Linked DNA regions of Homo sapiens: region 2 is linked to region 1. Evidence: chromatin contacts called from ENCODE Hi-C or POLR2A ChIA-PET data. All regions are on one chromosome and are shown on one strand. The core of a region is the stretch at or near the end of the contact, and the rest is flanking DNA. Distances in the headings are between cores, read along the strand shown. Region 1 has its middle 98 kb from the start of TEX51. Region 2 overlaps BIN1 (bridging integrator 1).

What was found. Hi-C counts contacts between places; a loop is a spot of excess contacts on that map. ChIA-PET counts read pairs that join two places held with the same protein, here RNA polymerase II (POLR2A). Pooled maps may share reads with other maps.
Region 2: a map of Caco-2 shows a loop between it and region 1 (3-fold over the local background). The contact joins two enhancer-like sites. A Hi-C loop is called at or near these places in 3 of 168 maps with a recorded cell type or tissue (Caco-2, DLD1 and K562), 1 of 37 single-sample maps with no recorded cell type and 2 of 50 pooled maps. POLR2A ChIA-PET finds 5 or more read pairs at or near these places in 1 of 52 experiments (HEK293T).

Annotation. Positions count from the first base shown.
Region 1 is chr2:126,994,197-127,000,093 of GRCh38, forward strand. No RefSeq gene overlaps it. Among named protein-coding and RNA genes, the nearest start is that of TEX51, 98 kb to the left of the region's middle. Within about 2 kb of position 3,180, at least 6 of the 41 ENCODE cell types and tissues checked have a DNase peak (open chromatin) inside an H3K27ac peak, as active enhancers do.
Region 2 is chr2:127,043,080-127,048,703 of GRCh38, forward strand. BIN1 (bridging integrator 1) reads right to left here. Exons shown (of 19, transcript NM_139343.3): 19 at 4,953-5,554. The coding sequence ends at 5,447. Among named protein-coding and RNA genes, the nearest start is that of BIN1, 61 kb to the right of the region's middle. Within about 2 kb of position 2,777, at least 4 of the 41 ENCODE cell types and tissues checked have a DNase peak (open chromatin) inside an H3K27ac peak, as active enhancers do.

The DNA.
Region 1 (5,897 bases), core at 1,930-4,429:
GGGTCTGAGAATTAAATTGACATAATACAGTTCAGCAGGAAAGAGCATACAAATTCACTTAATGCAAGTTTTACATGGCATAGGAGCCTTCATCAGAAAGTAAGAACCCAAAGATGCAGTTAGAGGTTGGCGCTTATGTACTGAATTAGACCAAGAGTGGTAAGTTATGAAAATGTGACCAGGCAAAGGCTTGGGCAAAGGGAGTTAATTGGTGGAGAACTGGCTGAGAGGATGAGGGTTAGTCTAGCAAGGTTTGTTTCTGCAGATTTCCCTCAGTCTCAACTTCCTGTCCCCAAAGATAAGAATGATGCTGTCCTTCTGGTGTTGGCAGAACGCCTTTCACAGGGGAACTTTATCTCCTGCTCTTCAGAGACAGAAGGAAGGTCAGAGTGAGCTTGCACCTCCTGTTTTCAAGTGCCTTTAACTCAAAATAGTCACTATACCAGAGTGTCATATTTTTATCTCCTTCAGAGACAAGCCACAGACTAGAAGACATTCGCAGTACATAAATCTAGCATGAGACTTGTACCCAGAATATATAAAGAACTCCTACAAACTGATTAATTTTAAAAACAGTCAATCCCATGGGAAAAAAAATAGCAAAAGACTTATGCTTCATAAAAAAGGATATCTAGATGGCCAATGAGTACATGAAAAGGTGGCCAACATCATTATTCCTAAGAAAAATGAAAATTAAAATCGTCACAACATACCGCCATACCCCCAGTCAAGGTGAAATTAAAGGAACTGACAATACCAAATTTTAGCAAACACATGGTGTAACTGAAACTCTTATATACTGCTGGCAGGAATTTCAATGAAGATAAGCACGTATACCTTATGACCCAGCAATTCCACTTCAGAGTTTGTTCGCTAATGGTAATGTAAAGGACCCTTCAGGCCGGGCGTGGTGGCTCACGCCTGTAATCCCAGCACTTTGGGAGGCCAAGGCGGGCAGATCACCTGAGGTCAGGAGTTTGAGACCAGCACGGCCAACACGGTGAAACCTTATCTCTACTAAAAATTCAAAAATTAGCCAAGCATAGTGGTGGGTGCCTGTAATCCCAGCTACTCTGGAGGCTGAGGCAGGAGAATTGCTTGAACCCGGGAGGCAGAGTCTGCAGTGAGCCGAGATCACGCCACTTCACTCCAACCTGGGCGACATAGTGAGACTCTGTCTCAAGAAAAAAAAAAAAAGGCCCTTCATAGAGATTTTATTCATAAATGGGAGACAAGCCAATTATCCACTGGGACAGAGCAGAAACCCCTCTTAGGGGCCTTCCAGGCCCCCAAAGCATGGAAATAACAAAAAACTCTTCAGTCCCTTCCAGGGAAATTCCAGGTACCTATCTAGGCTTGAGAAGTGAATGAACAACCTGAGAAGCAAGCAGGTAATCACAGCTTAAACGGTATCTACTCAAGTGAGCTAGAGTTACAAGGTGTTTGGTTCCCTATAGAAACTAAAGATAACATCTTGACATGTGTCTCTGAGTTGCTTTTTCAGAAACCCAGACCCCCACCAGATGGAAAATGCCAACCACTGTCAGGCAAGTGGGAATGGGGGACTGAACTCCAACTGTTACCAGGAAGTGCAGGAATCCTCAGTTCTTTGTCTCACTCGGAGGAAGCACTCTGCCAAGTGACTGATTTACTGAAGGACACTAGAGAGCAGACAGTTATTTAAGGGGAAGTACACTGCAAAGATCAGGCAGAGTGGGCTGCTAAAGGGAGTGAGCCAGCAGCAGCTTGAGAGTTCTGCACTGGGTTTTTATGATGTTGGAGTCTTTTCTGAAGTTCCTGCCTCTGTCTTAAGTCTCTGCTGTTTTTCTTTGCCTAGTTTTCCTACTTCTGCCTTAAGTCTCCATCCTTTGCCTGCCTAGTTCTCACCCCAGGCTTGTGGGACCCTCCCTTACTATTAGTTGGTGCACATGCATGTGTCCCAGTGTTGGGTACGAATCCTATTTGACGGCTGCATCGCTCATTACTGCCACCCCAGGAAGGCTGTATAGTACTCAGATCTATACTTACTGTATCTATGTTATCTCTTAGGAATTTCCTTCTCTGCCCTCTTCCCCTTATCAGCATGCATCTAGCTACATTCGGACACATTAACTGCAGAGTGAATGATTAGTGGGCATCTTAATGGGCATGCCTTCCTGTATAGGTATTCCCCCTCCTCTCTACTTGTATCTATCATGCCTGTTTCAGGTGGTCCCTGAGGGGTGAGATTTTCCAGACCTCCCTTTTTTCAGGAGCTCTCCTCTCCTGTTCATGTCTGGCTATCTGCCTGCTCTAACATGACCACCAGTCTTTGTTCTAAATTTCTTCCAGAGGAGCCTGGAAAGAATCATTCTCATAGACCAAACTTTAACATTTCTTTCTGCTGACCTCAAGTTTTAGATAAAGCCTCACTTCCTTAACCAATTGCAAATTAAAGAATCTCTGAATCCACCTATGACCTGCAAGCCTCCGCTTCAAGATAGCTTGCCTTTTGGGGCCAAACAAATGTATGGCCTCCATGTGTTGACTTATGACTTTGCCTGTAACCTCTCTCTCCCTGCCTTTAAAAACCCTTACATGTAAGCCTTCTGGAAGCTCAGGTCTTAAGCGTTAGCTACCCAACTCTCTTTGCTTGTCACCCTAAAGTAAATACCTTTCTTTCTCTCACTGCAAATCTCAGTGTCAATGTTTGGCTTGCTGCACCAGGCAAGTGGACCCAAGTTCAGTTTAACTGCAGAGTGAATGATTACACCATCAACAGTAGATGGGGCCAGGTGCAGTGGCTCACGCCTGTAATTTCAGCAATTTGGGAGGCCGAGGACCTCAAGTAGGCAGATCACTTGAGGTCAGGAGTCCAAGACCAGCCTGACCAACATGGCGAAACCCCACCTCTACTAAAAATGCAAAAAAATATTAGCCGGGCTTGGTGGTGCATGTCTGTAATCCCAGCTACTCTGAGGCACAAGAATTGCTTGAACCCGGGAGGCAGAGGTTGCAGTGAGCCAAGATCACGCCACTGTGTGGCAGGCCAGGTGTCACTAACGCAGGCCTCCATAATAACTGTTTCAGTACTGAGTGGTTAAGTTAAATATTAAAAGCCAGTGCTCCAGGAACAGAAAACCAAACATGGCATGTTCTCACTCATAAGTGGGAGTTGAACAGCGGGAACACGTGGACACAGGGAGGGGAACATCACACACTGGGGCCTGTCGCGGGGAGGGAGCCAAGGGGAGGGATAGCATTAGGACAAATACCTAATACATGCGGAGCTTAAAACCTAGATGACAGGTTGATGGGTGCAGCAAACCGCCGTGGCACATGTATACCTATGTAATAAACGTGCACGTTCTACACATGTATCCTACAACTTAAAGTATAATAAATAAATAAAGCCAGTGCTCTTACACAAAGGCTGTGATGTAACAAAAGCCCATCAAGAGTTTGCCTAGGCCTTTCCTGGGCCCTAAAGCATAACAAAATAATAGAGGAATTCTTAATAGAACCCATTTAGGATTAAACAAGTTTTACTGTGGGTCTGAAGAAACTCCCCAGGCCTCCACAAACAAGTTTATTGAGGGTCTGAAGGAACTCCCCAAACCTCTGTGATTTAGCAGGAGACAAGATAAGGGTAATCACCCCAGCACCTGGACCCATTGAGATTAAGTAAATTTACTGAGGCTCCAGAGGAAGGTCTTCAGGACTCAGACCTTAGTTGTGGATTAAAAGAAGTTAATCACTTATGTCTTTAGGTGAATGCACACTTACACATAGACATATAACTTAAAAGGTATATATAAGCTCTGGAAAACTATAATTTTGAGTTGGTCTGGCGATAATTTCCAAGTCTTCTCCCTGTAACTGGTTGCAGAAATATAAATTCTCTTCCTCCCCAGTTTATCTGCACCTTGTTATTGGGCCACAAGAAATAGCAGCCTGACCCTCAGTTTGATCCAGGAACAATTGCACTCCAGCCTGGGCAACAGAGCAAATCTCTATCTCAAAAAAAAAGAAAAAAGAAAGAAACGGTAGATGGGATATATAATTTATGGCATATTCATACAATGGAATAACATAGCAATGAACAAAAATGAACTACACGCATGCAATAATATGGATAAATTGCTCAGTTATAATGATGAGCAAAAACAAACACAAAATAACATACACAGTAAATTCCATTCATATGAAATTTAAGAGGAGGCAAACTAATCCTCCTACATATATCAAATACATTTTGGGAATAATTAGGGAAATGTGGGTAAGTACTGGATGTTTGACAATATTAGACATTTGTTCATTTTCTTAGGTGTGACAATGGTATTGTTATCACTCATATTGTTATCACTCATATGAAATGATTAAGAGCAACATGTCATGATAGCTGCAACTACTTTTAAACTCTTGTAAGTGTGTGTGTGTGTGTGTGTGTGTGTGTGTACTTTTCTGTTTTGGAAAAAAATGAGAATGAACTACATTCTCATAAAGTGCAAGGTAAACACTTTATTTTCAAACATATTTATGCACTTCTCATAAAGTGCAAGGTAAATACTTTATTTTCAAACATATTTTTAACCAGAGCATAGAGGAAAAGATTGATATGTTTGCCTATATTAAGATTCAGAATTTGTTTCATCAAAAAAGATCACTAAGAGTGAGCAAGGATAAGCCACAGAACAGGAGAAGACATCTGTTTCCTTTATAATAATTCATTAGGTTGTGTATTTAGATCTTTCATACACTTCCCTATATGTGTTTATATTCCACAATAGCAAATAAAAAGGTTAAAAAAGAAATTGGGCTATAAAGGACCAGCTGGATCTTACTTAGCCAGGAATGGTTCTAAGGGATGTTTTTATCATGCTTGTTAAATAGGTCATTTAGCTGCAAGGAATTTAACATTGTTGCCTGCAGAAACCATTAAAAAACAAACAAACAAACAAACAATAAAACTAACAAGCAATATTCTCCAAAGTGCTGGGGAAGAAGAGCCCAAGGCTGAGAAGAGGTGGGGGCAGCAGCTGGGGAGCCCCTCCTGGAAAATATGAAACATCATGAAGCCAATTAATTTTCCCTGATTGGCATGAAAATTAATTTGCCTAGAATTATTCATGCTGGAGGGTTCTAATTATTCATATCCATCAAGAGGCAAATTGAGTTTTACACAGAGCGAACAAGAGGGACGCCAGAGGGAAGTGATGGGGTGTGGTGGGTAGGCCTGGGTTGGCAGGCAACCTGGGATCCAGGTAGTCCTGAGACACAGGAATTCTGGAATACAGCTTGGGCAGGGGTGTCTCGGGGCCTGTTGCCTCCTATCTGAAGTGGTTCTCCTCTGGGGAGAGTCACTGAGCCACAGGAGAAGCAGCACAGACATGTGCTACTGTGTGCAAGCTGCATCACAGGATGCACCTGATGCCAGGAATGAGCAATGCCCAATGCTGGGAACCCAGAGACGCTGTCAGCTGGGGCTGGTGCCCATGCTGGGGAGAGTCACATAACAAAATAAGAGGATGTGCTCAGTGAGCATCCTTGCCTGCGATGGGTGTTCAGGACATGTTTGATGATTCACTGCTGCATTATTAATCCTTTGGCGGACCACTGAAAAAAGTCACCCTCTACATGAATAATAAAATTAATTACACTACACAAGAAATATTTGTTACCCAAATATTAGCTGGGTCAAGCCTGTGTTAGGTACTAGGGATGCAGAGGAGAAAAGTTAGTCTTTATCTTCTCAGGGAGCTCGCTGTTGGGTCCTAAGACCACAACAGATCTTTAGAGTGGCTGAGATGTTTGTAAGGAGGGAGGGAAGATGTGCAAGACCTCTGCCATTGAAAACCACAAAGCATTGTTGAGGAAAAATGAAGAAGACCTAAATCAATAAAAATGCAAAGGACTCA
Region 2 (5,624 bases), core at 1,527-4,026, 48 kb after region 1:
AGACACACCGCTGTGGCCGTGGCTGCTCTGCCTCCCCCAGGCTGTGCACGCATCATGGGTAGGAACCACATTTTATGATGTTATTTTCTCTTTTTCAAATTTTCTTTTAGAATTGGGGACACGTGCAGGTTTGTTACCCGGGTGTATTACGTAATGCAGAGGTTTGGGGTATGGTTGATCCCATCGCCCAAGTCGTGAGCGTTGAACCCAATGGGGAGCTTTTCAGCTCTGCCGCCTCCATCCTCTCTAGTCTAGCAGTCCCGAGTCCACTGAGGAATGCATTTTAATCTTCTCTGTAGTTCAGTGCGGGCCTGGGGAACAGCCAATGAATGAATGGATACGGAAGTGACGGAATCACCATTTGGGACACTGGATCTACAGATGCAGCACATCCCCAGCGCACAAGCCTCCAAACAGCGCAGCCGAGGAGGGGCTCAGCCGTCTACCCTGTCTCCAGCGGAGGAGCTTCTGAGACCAGGAGCGGGGGCCGTCGGGTGAGCATTCCCCTGGAACACGAAGGAGCAAACCTGCCCGGCTGCATTCCGCCCTCCCGCTGCCCTAGGCCCGCTATAGGCTGGATAAAGTGAACCAAGCAAGGGTCCCAGAAACGTCACACGTGAACTCGCCCATTCACACTCACCCATTCCCATGCACACTGGCCATTCACTCAGCCATTCACACGTGCACACATTCGCACGCACACTCGTGCACACATTCACACACACAACCATTCATACATTTACACACAGACGCACACTCGCACTCACTGACCCATTCACACTAACATTTACACTCACCCTTTCACACATATTCACACTCACACATTCACACCTATTCACATGCACACACGCATTCACATTCTCCTCACCATTCACACTCACACATTCACACACATTCACACATCCACACCTTCACACTCACATTCACACATTCACACTCACACATTCACACACATTCACACTCACACCTTCACACTCACACATTCACACACGTTCACACTCACACCCACACTTTCACACTCACACATTCACACTCACATCCACACCTTCACACTCACACATTCACACACATTCACACACATTCATTCACACCCACATCTTCACATTCACATTCACACACCTTCACACTCACACATTCACATTCACACTCACACATTCCACACACATTCACACTCACACCCACACCTTCACACTCACATTCACACACATTCACCCTCACCAACACCTTCACCCTCACACCCACACCTTCACACACATTCACACACATTCACACTCACACCCACACCTTCACAGTCACACACATCGACACTCACACATTCACACCTATTCTCATGCACACACTCGCACACACATTCACACTCACCATACACATTCACACTCACATTCTCTGACCATTCACATTCACACTCACACCTTCACACTCACATACACATACATTTACTCACATGCACACACATTCGCACACACATTCACGTTTGCCCATTCACACACATTCACACTCCCACATTTACACACATGTTCACACATTATACTCATACATATTCACATTCACCCATTCACTCACACATTTACACTCACACATTCACACACACTCATTCACACACAGTCACACATGTACACTTACAGTCACTAACAATCACACGCATCCACACACATTTACATTCATATTCACTCACACACACATTCACACATCTCCTCGCAGTTCCCATCTAGGCAAGCTACCTAGTCTCAGGGCCCTTTCTGGAAGCCACCGTGGAGTGCACATTCCCAGATCTGAGCTCCTAGAACCTATCTCCCCTTCTCCTCAGAAGCCTCACCCCGATTTTCATTCAGGTGTTCATGCCTCCCTCACCCAGTTCAGCCCACCTCCAGCTCCAGATCCTATTTGTCTTAAGCAAATCTGCAAGTGCCACCCCAGGCCACAGCAACTGGCTCAGGGTTCAATGACACACACACACACACACACACACACAAATACTTTCCGGGGTGCTTCTCGGAAGGAAGTGTGCTGGCATCAAACTCGGAACTACTCAGCCCCAAGATGAAGCTGCTGCCCAGGCGCCAAGGAGGCCGAGAGCATCTCGGAGGACCTGAGCCACAGCCACCCAGCACCCAGCACGCCAGCCACAGCTGCTGAGCAGAGGGACCCAGTGTTTGGCCACCCCTCATGACGTCCCCACATGCGGCCTGGTGTTGGGGTGACTGAGGCCAGGAGTATGGGCATTTAAAACCCCAGAGGCATGGCCAAGGGTCTTCAGGCCAGCAAAACTGAGAGAAGCGACACCAACATGATTATCATATCCAATCAAGGACAAGGGCTGAGAGGCCGGGCCAGCAGCAGGGCCAGTGTTGGGGCCGCGGTGGAAGACCGGGGAGCTGGCAGGAGGGCGGGGAGCAGGGGGTCGCTCCCTGCACCGGAAGGACACTTCTGAGAGCCTCTGACGGCGGAGCTGGTGCAGAGCCTGAGGCCTCGGGGCCATTTGCACTGACAGGGGGTGTGTGTGATAATTTTAGCTGCCAAGTCCCATGACTCAAAATCCTGCTCCTGCCAGCAAATGAGTTTGTAACACAGAGTAATAAATAAGTAAACCGATTTTCTAAAGATTTTCATGGGGTTTCAAAAGGGGCCCACACCTTCCAGGAAGCCATGAGAATGCCTCTATGCAGGGCCTGGCCCTCCCTCAGGCACCTGGGCTGCTGCAGCCCACCCCACAGCCCCCACACAAGAGGCGGCCTTCCTAGACCTCTCTCCAGTCCTGGCTCCAAACCGCCACTGTCACTCCCGCCACACGCTGGCTCCGGGAGGCTGGAGGGGAGCCACACAGAGGGCTGCCCAGGGTGGGCCTCTTCCCAAGCTCGTGCTTGGCCCTCCCAGGGTGTGGGGTCTGCAAGAGCCTCCAGCCTCAGTTGGGTCCCAGAACCCACAGCCCGGCCTGCCTGCTCTGAGAGTCAGGAGCCCTGCCCAGGGTCTGGGCCTCCGTGGCCACGTCAGCCCAAATCAAGCCAGATTGCCAAGCCCTCCGGGACATTGCACGTCCAGCTGCCAGGCATGGAGAGCAGCCCGCACCTCTCCCGGCCCCCACCATGGGCCACCTTCACCCCACCTGTTGCTATTTCCTCCACCCTGTCCTGGCCTGGGCCCTCTGCTCTGCCCGGCCCTTCAGCTCACTGGCCTGTTTATTCACGCTGCCTGGCTCTGAATGCCCCCTGCACTGCCATGAACCTAGTTGACTCCCCGGCTCCCAGACACACATCTCAGTTCAGACTTTGGGCCGCTGCCCCTCCCCAGCAGGATGGGAACCTCACACCTGGCCTCCCTCCCTCTGGATCCGCAGGCTCCCCAGCCCCGATCCTGGCCCTGCTCCCTCTGGCAAGAAGCTCCCTGCAGGCCCTGACCTTGTGGTACAGAGCAGGGCCGCTCCTTACCCCAGCGGCGAGGGCTGGGGGTAAAGCTGAAAGCTGCCATGGAACATATCTTGGAATCTTATATTGTCAAAAACCTAATCTAAATGCTTTCTCCTGGATAATGTATTTTAGATGAGGTGGGTTTTTTTGTTTTTTTGTTTTGTTTTGAATTTTCAGGTTGAAATAAAAGCAAAGACTTCCCATGATGGCACTGTGGCTTCACACCTCACAGAGCCCAGGGCACGTGCACCCAGGCTCAGAAGTGGGCTGGGCTCCAAGCCGGCTCCACCCACAATGCACTATGGACCTTGGGCAGGGGAAATGAGGCTGTCAAGGAGGAAGGGATGAAGGAGGGAGTGAAGGAAGGTAGGAAAGGTGGGAGATCTCCAAGCAGGGGCAACCAGAAAGAGGCTCTGTCCCAACTGCTATGACTTCCACTGCTCCTGGAAGCCACGGATGGCAGAGCCAACACTATCTGCCCCCCACAGGACCAGGCAGGGCCACAGCAATGACAATCCTGCCACCTAAAGCAAAGCCCAGGGGCTTTACCCCAAAATAAAGCTCAGACTCTGACAGTCACCTCACTCACCAGCTTTAACTATTACTAAAGAGAGCCGTGAGCTCCTTCCACCTGGAAGTGCAGGCTGCTCCCTGGGCCCATGGGCACAGTCCCCGCAGCTCCTGGAAAGCTGCTGCTCAGACCTGTCCAAGTCTGCCGATGGAACTGAAGCGCCCAGAGCGGGGTCAGCAGGGGTCAAGAGATGAGGGACAAGCCAGGCCAGCATGCCTGCCCCCCACCCAGGCCCTTCAGACCCCACCAGACACAAGCATTGCCCTTGGTCTGGGGTCAAGTGCTCAGACCCACAGTCCAGTGCCATCACTCACCTGCCGGTAACTGGACCTCCGTGGGCCTCAGCTTCCTCATCTGTGAAAGGGAGTCCTGGTACCTGAACCACAGGTTCTCTTGCGTATTAAATAAGGTCACTGAGTGTGGTGGCTCATGCCTGTAATCCCAACACTTTGGGAGTCCAAGGCAGGTGGATCACCTGAGGTCAGGAGTTTGCGACCAGCCTGGCCAACATGGTGAAACCCCATCTCTACTAAAAATATAAAATTAGCCGGGTGTGGTGGCTCACGCCTGTAATCCCAGCTACTCAGGAGGCTGAGGCAGGATAATCGATGGAACCCAGGAGCGGGAGGTTGCAGTGAGCCAAGGTCTCGCCATTGCACTCTAGCCTGGGCGACAAGAGCAAAACTCTGTCTCAAAACAATGAAACAAAATAAAATAAAAAGGTCACTTAGGATAGCACTCAGCAGATTTCTCGGACAGAGATGGCTCGCCAAGCCCCTTCACCCAAGCCCCCAGTCCCTGACCTCCAGCTGACCACCCCTAAGAACCCCAGGGGACAGGGGCTGAAGCCCTGTGGTGCACCAGCCCAGGGCAGCGGGCCTTCGGGGGCAGACCATCTCAGTAAGAAAGCCACAGATAACACGGTTCCATCCGCACTCACGGACAAGAAGAGGGAGAACAAATACACACACGTTTTCTGAGAGTTTTTATCATTTTTTTTTTGTTTCATTTTGTTTTGAACACTAAGATTTATTTTCAAACAGCACACAGACCGTCTGCGGGGCAGAGCCAGGCTAGGCTGGTGTCTGGGCCCCACCCACAGCAGCTGCCAGGAAAAGAGGACCCTTGCCCGGGTGGCGCGGCCGAAGCTTCAGGCAAGCATGGTGGCTCGGCAGCCCCCAGCCCCGCCCTGCGGCCAGGCACACATGCGGGCACAGGCAGGGGCGCCAGAAACTCAACTAGAGGACACAGCAGCTTCAGGAACACTGGTGAATTCCGCCGGACTTGCCGGGACGCGGCTCTTTGGAAAACGACCTAATCTTTGGGAGAACGCCCCTCTGCCTGGGGGTCTCCTCTTGATTTCCCTTTGCTCTTCAAAAGATGAAAAACGAAAACAAAACAAAAAAAAGAACCACACATTTTTCGGGAGGAGGTGTTCTTCACACGCCCGGAGGCTGCCTGGGCCCCGCCGTCATGGGACCCTCTCAGTGAAGTTCTCGGGGAAGACGCCACGGCACTTCTCCAGCTCCTTGTGCTGGTTCCAGTCGCTCTCCTTCACGCCCATGAGCCAGCCTTCATCCTGAGGGGCAGAGCACCAGGTCGCACAGGGATGAGCAAGGGGCTCCACCCCACAGGGCACGCATCCCACT